Regions from separate parts of the Mus musculus genome. Here region 1 is linked to region 2. A link is a contact called in ENCODE Hi-C or POLR2A ChIA-PET data. All regions are on one chromosome and are shown on one strand. Each heading gives the region's core, a stretch centred on a gene start or an enhancer-like site at or near the end of the contact. The rest is flanking DNA. Distances are from core to core; before and after follow the strand shown. Region 1 has its middle 16 kb from the start of Scgb1a1. Region 2 has its middle 39 kb from the start of Ahnak.

Region 1 (2,898 bases), core at 227-2,726, 44 kb before region 2:
AAGTTTTGTTTGTTTGTTTGTTTCTCATTATGGATGGTTGTGAGCCACCATGTGATTGCTGGGATTTGAACTCATGACCTCTGGAAGAGTTGTCAGTGCTCTTAACCGCTGAGCCATCTCACCAGCCCTCTTTTACTATTTTATCTAATTTTTTGAGACATGGCCTTGTGCTAGGGAAATGGCTCAGCCATTAAAGTCTAGGCTCACAACCAAAAATATAAGAGACATGGTCTTACTGGGTAGCCTCAAGTATCCTTAGAATTCACTATATAACACTATCTAACATTGAATTCATGAATGAGCCTTCTGCTTAAGCCTCCTGTATAACATAAGCTATACATCTAAATATTGTCACATTGTCATATCTTTTACTTTAAAAAAATGTGTGTGTGTGTGTGTGTGTAAGCTAGAAGAATACACTGGCCAGGCAGTGGTGGCGCACACCTTTAATCCCAGCACTTGGGAGGCAGAGGCAGGCAGATTTCTGAGTTCAAGGCCAGCCTGGTCTACAGAATGAGTTCCCAGACAGCCAGGGCTATACAGAGAAACCCCATCTCAAAAAAACAAAGCAAAAACAAAACAAAACAAAAAAAGAGTACACTGGATCCCCTGGAGCTAGAGTTCCAAGTAGTTGTGATTCATCTCATGTGGATGCTGAGACTCAGGGTCCCCTGGAAGAGCAGCCAGAATTCTTAACCACTGAGAAATCTGTCCAGGTCCCCTCCTCTGAATGTTGTTGTATCTTAAAAATGACTATCCTGTGCCCCACCGTGGCCTACATCACTCCTCACTCTGTCTTCCTGATCACCATCCTTACACGGTCTTTCTTGACAGACTCCCACAGACTGCAGACAGCATCACACACCCTCCAGCCCCTCTTGTTATTATACACATGACCCTATCATTTTTTGCAACCAATCTATTATCTGGTGATGAAAAGTGAACCCAGAAAGGCTGATAAATGTTCTAAACTCTACAACTAAAAGGCTAAGTGCAAAGAGAACAAGGAAAAAGGAAACTCCACCCCATTCCTTGGACACAGCCCTGGGCCTTCTGCCCCTAACTGGCCTTAAAGACCCTGGCTGTAGAAATGACAGACCCAGCCTAGGACCCTTCCAGGTCTGGTCCTTGAGCTGAAGCCGCCGGGCAATCTATGCCTGTTCTCAGGAGCCACCACTGCCCTGCCTCCAGAGCCATGGTGGCATAGAGTGTCCCTTAGTTTCCGGGCCAAGTCCTGCAGGGAGTCCAGTAACTCTGCAATCTCCTCCAGACACCGGGAGTCATCATAGGAACCCTGGTGGTTTAGGGAAAGTTTAAAATAACATTTATACATGAGAGGGAGTGGGGGCTAGTTCCATCAGCTATTCTCCACCTCAGTTGTCCCCAGTGACTCTCAACGGATGTCAGAGGCCATCTGTACAGCAAGCACTCTCCATTGTATGCTTTCGGGTGCCTGGCCCTCCCTTTGTCTGGGTAGGTGCCAGGAAAGCCAAGCCTAGCTGTTCAGGGCATTGTTCTGCCTCAGAAGAGGATCTTGAAAGCAGAAGGAAATTAGAAACAACCACACAATGAATACCAGATTCTCCTTTCTCCCTGCTCTGGTTGCCAAGAGGCTGAGCATGGCTAGCTGTCAGCACACCCCGCCTAGCACTTTTTGCCTTCCAGGATGTCTGCACAGCAAGAAGGGCTGGCCCCAATCACCTCAAGGGTTCTCATTTATCTCCACTGCCTCCCTTTCCTTTCTCCAGCTAGATGCTGACTCTCTGAGGGCAGAAACGCATCTAGTACTTCTTCTCCATTAATTAGAAAGTTCCCGTTACTCCGTGTTTGGTGACTATTTCCATGTGGACAGATGTGATGATACAAGAGCAATGGTCTAGGCACATTCCTAAACATTCCACTTCAGGGGCCCCTGCCATCGCGCCTGATACTGATAGTGATAGGCCTTTGCAGTATGAACATGCTGCTAAACTGCCTTCTAACTAAATACTTACATTTTTACCCATAGATTAGTGCTGCCCTCAACCCTGGCCAGAGAAGCTTCTCTCTACAGTGGGCAGCAGCCAAGGCAAAGACGCATAACAGTCAAAGAGCTGAGACTAAGTGAGTACTGAGTGTTCAGCCCTAAATAGGTCATCTCTGCTAACCCCTCCCCACAAGGCTCAGGGAACATATTGGAAGGGGGACGAAAGAACGTAAGAACTTGAAGTTGGAGAGAAGTGCTGTAAGTCACTGGCATCTAGATGGGACATGGCCGCTGCACCCGTGGACTCACTGCAGCTATAGCTGCCTGTGCAGGAACTGCACAAGATCAGTTCGCATTCCAACCAGCAGCACTAACTGCACTCTATAGGCCACAAAAAGAGAGAGAGGCAAAGCGGGAAAGGGGTACGTCTTGACCCCTGGGGGATTGATAGGGGGCAGTTGGAATGGATGCAAGCAAGATACATTGTTTACATGAAGGAATTCTTCCAAGAATAAGTGAAAGGTATTCTATTAAAAATAATAAGAACAAATAAACTCCCATGTCAGAGACCACAAAGCAGAGAGAGTCCGGGTGGACCAAGCCAGAGTCAGACACTATTGACTTGAGCAGTCTGTTGAGTCCTAACAAACCTGTTCAACATCAACCTGTCCCAGCAGCCCCACATGCATACACAGAGCCCTCCTTCGTTCCAAGCCCTACCCCAGGTGCCAGATGAAGAGGGTGGCCTAGAAGGAAGTGTCCCTTCTGAACTCACACCTACACAGCACAGAGAAACCACTGTGAGGACACAGGAGCTCACATTTCTCAGAGCAGTCTGCATGTTCCTTCTTGCTGAGAACTTTTTCTTCTAAAATGCCTTTTTTCCCTCCTGGATGGGCCGTTATTCATTTTAACATAATGTTATGTCTTTA
Region 2 (2,979 bases), core at 395-2,894:
TTGATGAGGTATGGGCAAGCTGAGGTACCTCCACGAGGCTTCCCTCTCTGCGTAAACCAACAGTCAGGCCGTCCCACCACAGCATTCTCATCCAAATTTTTTGTTTTGGTTTTTGAGACGGGGTATCACTATGTGGCGCTGGCTGTCCTGGAACTCGCTGTGTAGCTCTGATTGCCCGCAGACTCTCAGAGATCCACCTGCCTCTGCTTCCTGATTAATCAGCTGGAATCAAAGGTATGTGCCACCCTACCCCACAAAGATTGTTTTTAAATGGGTATGTGTATCTGTGAGTATATGCCACATGAGTTCAGATACCCAAGGAGGCCAGAAGAGAAAGTCAGATCCCCTGGAGCTGGAGTAGCAAATGAATGTCAGCTACCCAATGTAGGTGCTGCGAATCAAACTTTGGTCCTCCCAAAGATCCGGAGTCACTCTTAGCCACTAAGTTCTCTCTCCAGCCACCCTACCTCTACTGGCTAGTTTGTGTCAACTTGACACAGGCTGGAGTTATCACAGAGAAAGGAGCTTCAGTTGGGGAAATGCCTCCATGAGATCCAACTGTAAGGCATTTTCTCAATTAGTGATCAAGGGGGAAAGGCCCCTTGTGGGTGGGACCATCTCTGGGCTGGTAGTCTTGGGTTCTATAAGAGAGCAGGCTGAGCAAGCCAGGGGAAACAAGCCAGTAAGGAATATCCCTCCATGGCCTCTGCATCAGCTCCTGCTTCCTGACCTGCTTGAGTCCCAGTCCTGACTTCCTTGGTGATGAACAGCAGTATGGAAGTGTAAGCCAGATAAACCCTTTCCTCGCCAACTTGCCTCTTGGTCATGATGTTTGTGCAGGAATAGAAACCCTAAGACACCACCCCATCCAACTTATAAATCTTTCTAGTGAATATTAAATCAGTGCTAGAAAATACACTCCAAGTTCAATCCGCTGTCAGGGCACAGTGGATAAAAGACAAGCCACGACCCCATGTTGTTCCCTGTACTCATTCCTGTGACCAGCAAACCCTATCAAAGGTTTTCCATGGTTATGTAACAAGAACCTGACAAGTGACACACAGGATCCAACCGTTTCCTCTCTGGAAACAAGGAAAGGGAGTGTTTGCAGAACATGTAGTACAGGGCTTTGTACCTGGGAGACTGGCAAGGCCTGGAATGGCCATCCAGGGGCAAGAGTCTGGCTAATCCAAAGCACTTATTTCCTTCTGATAATCTGTAATCTGTAATTTCCCACTTTTAAGGGTAGTAATTACTCCAAACAAAGAGCAGTAACCAAAAACAGTGGTTAAAGGGAGTGGCTTTTTTTTTTTCCTCTAAAAGAGATCTGCAGCTCAGTTAAAGAAAAAATAAAAACCTTAGTTCAAAGCTTGTCTATTAGATTCAATAGGAAAATAGTTTGAAGGAAAATATGGTGTGCAAACAGGAAAAAAAAAGTGGAAGCCTACCCACACCAGGCCCCCACCCCCTACAGTGAATTTGCCCTACCTGACCCACCTTACTCCTACAGCTAAATTCCTAGAATTTATTTTCTAGGAATTTAGACAATTCAGATTGGCTGCCTCCACTCTCTCACCTGACATCCCTATCTGCCTGAAGGGCCCACTTGAAATTCAAGTGGCGAGCCAGACTCGCAGGCTTGCAAATAGAAAATGCACTGTCATTCTTCTCCCTGGCTTTTCACATTCCAGTCCTCCCCACGGCCTGGCTGCCTGAGCAAGGGGACAGAGCACCGGCTGCCTGGCAGCTGTGTATCCTGGAAGAGACGGCACACACAGGAAAAAACACACAGAGCAGGCTATACTGCATGGCTGAAAAAAAAAATCAAAGCCTTCCACTTTGGGTGGACAGGAGTAGTGAGCTTTAAGCTGAAGCTCCTTCCTCGGGGAGGGTACCAAGTGCCCCACACTGCAGTCCCATGTGACTACAGCTCAGTAAGGGCTGCCAGATTCCAGGAGATGGATGGATGGATGGACCTTAAATAGTCACCAGGAGGGTGACTTCTTGTGTAGCCCAGGCTGTCCTGGAATAAAGCCGTCAATGGGAGGATGACCTTGAACTTTAGATTCTCCTGGGTCCACCTCCTCCATTCTCCTGGGTCCACCTCCTGAGTTCTGTTTAGATTCTCCTGGGTCCACCTCCTGAGTTCTGGGGTTTCAGTTGTGTGCCACCACACCAGGCTTATGATATGGCAAGTCCAGGACTTGCTACATTCCCAGCCCACACACACAAGTCCTGTTTTTATTATTACTTGTGTGTACTTGTATCTGTGTGCATGTTTATGCATGTGCACGTGTGTGTATGTGTGTACAAGACTATGCCCATGCATGTGAAGGCCAGAGGCCAAAGTCACCTGTCTTTCTCTATCATTGTCCACCTGTTCTTTTACTTGATCTGGCTCACCAATGGGCTAGACTGTCAGGCCAGAGAGCTCTGGGAGCTCTCTATCCCCACCCCATCTCCCAGTGATAGGGTTACAGACCAGAATACCATGCCCACCTTTCGCCTCAATTCTGGACACCAGAACTCAAGTCCTCACGTACGAGAGCAAGAGCTTAAGTACCAAACCATGTCCCCAGCCCTCTTTTAAATACCAGCATTCAAAAGTGCAAACCTAAGATGCCGTCATATACAAAGTCATCTTTTAGGCAAAGTCTGTATAAAGCAGAGAGTTGGGGCTGATGCCGCATTTTAGAAATGAAGGTCCCACCGGGTAAGGGGTAGGCCCCAGAGGCAACATGTGACCCACGTACAGCAGCTTCCAGCTGGTCTCTGCTGGTCTTTTTTCTGTGATTGCCCAGTATCATATGCCCAGTCTTGTTTGGCCATCAGCCTGGCTCATTACTTCACACCAGCCTGGTCTAAATAGATAAAAATCTGCCTAGGAACTGTGGCAGAACTTGGATTAGTTCCAGGATTGGCTGGTTGGCTGAAAGTGGCTACAATTACTCCCAGAGACTGGGATCCCTTGTTTCCTGG

The links. Hi-C counts contacts between places; a loop is a spot of excess contacts on that map. ChIA-PET counts read pairs that join two places held with the same protein, here RNA polymerase II (POLR2A).
Region 1: a loop to region 2 is called in a map of heart, with 2.4 times the contacts of the local background. The contact joins two enhancer-like sites. A Hi-C loop is called at or near these places in 4 of 37 maps with a recorded cell type or tissue (all heart). POLR2A ChIA-PET finds 5 or more read pairs at or near these places in 3 of 5 experiments (Patski and embryonic stem cell).

Annotation. Positions count from the first base shown.
Region 1 is chr19:9,070,270-9,073,167 of GRCm38, reverse strand. It overlaps a transcript of Ahnak not described here. Among named protein-coding and RNA genes, the nearest start is that of Scgb1a1, 16 kb to the left of the region's middle. Within about 2 kb of position 1,476, at least 2 of the 3 ENCODE cell types and tissues checked have a DNase peak (open chromatin) inside an H3K27ac peak, as active enhancers do; they include heart, where a contact is called at or near this core.
Region 2 is chr19:9,026,692-9,029,670 of GRCm38, reverse strand. It overlaps a transcript of Ahnak not described here. Among named protein-coding and RNA genes, the nearest start is that of Ahnak, 39 kb to the right of the region's middle. Within about 2 kb of position 1,644, at least 2 of the 3 ENCODE cell types and tissues checked have a DNase peak (open chromatin) inside an H3K27ac peak, as active enhancers do; they include heart, where a contact is called at or near this core.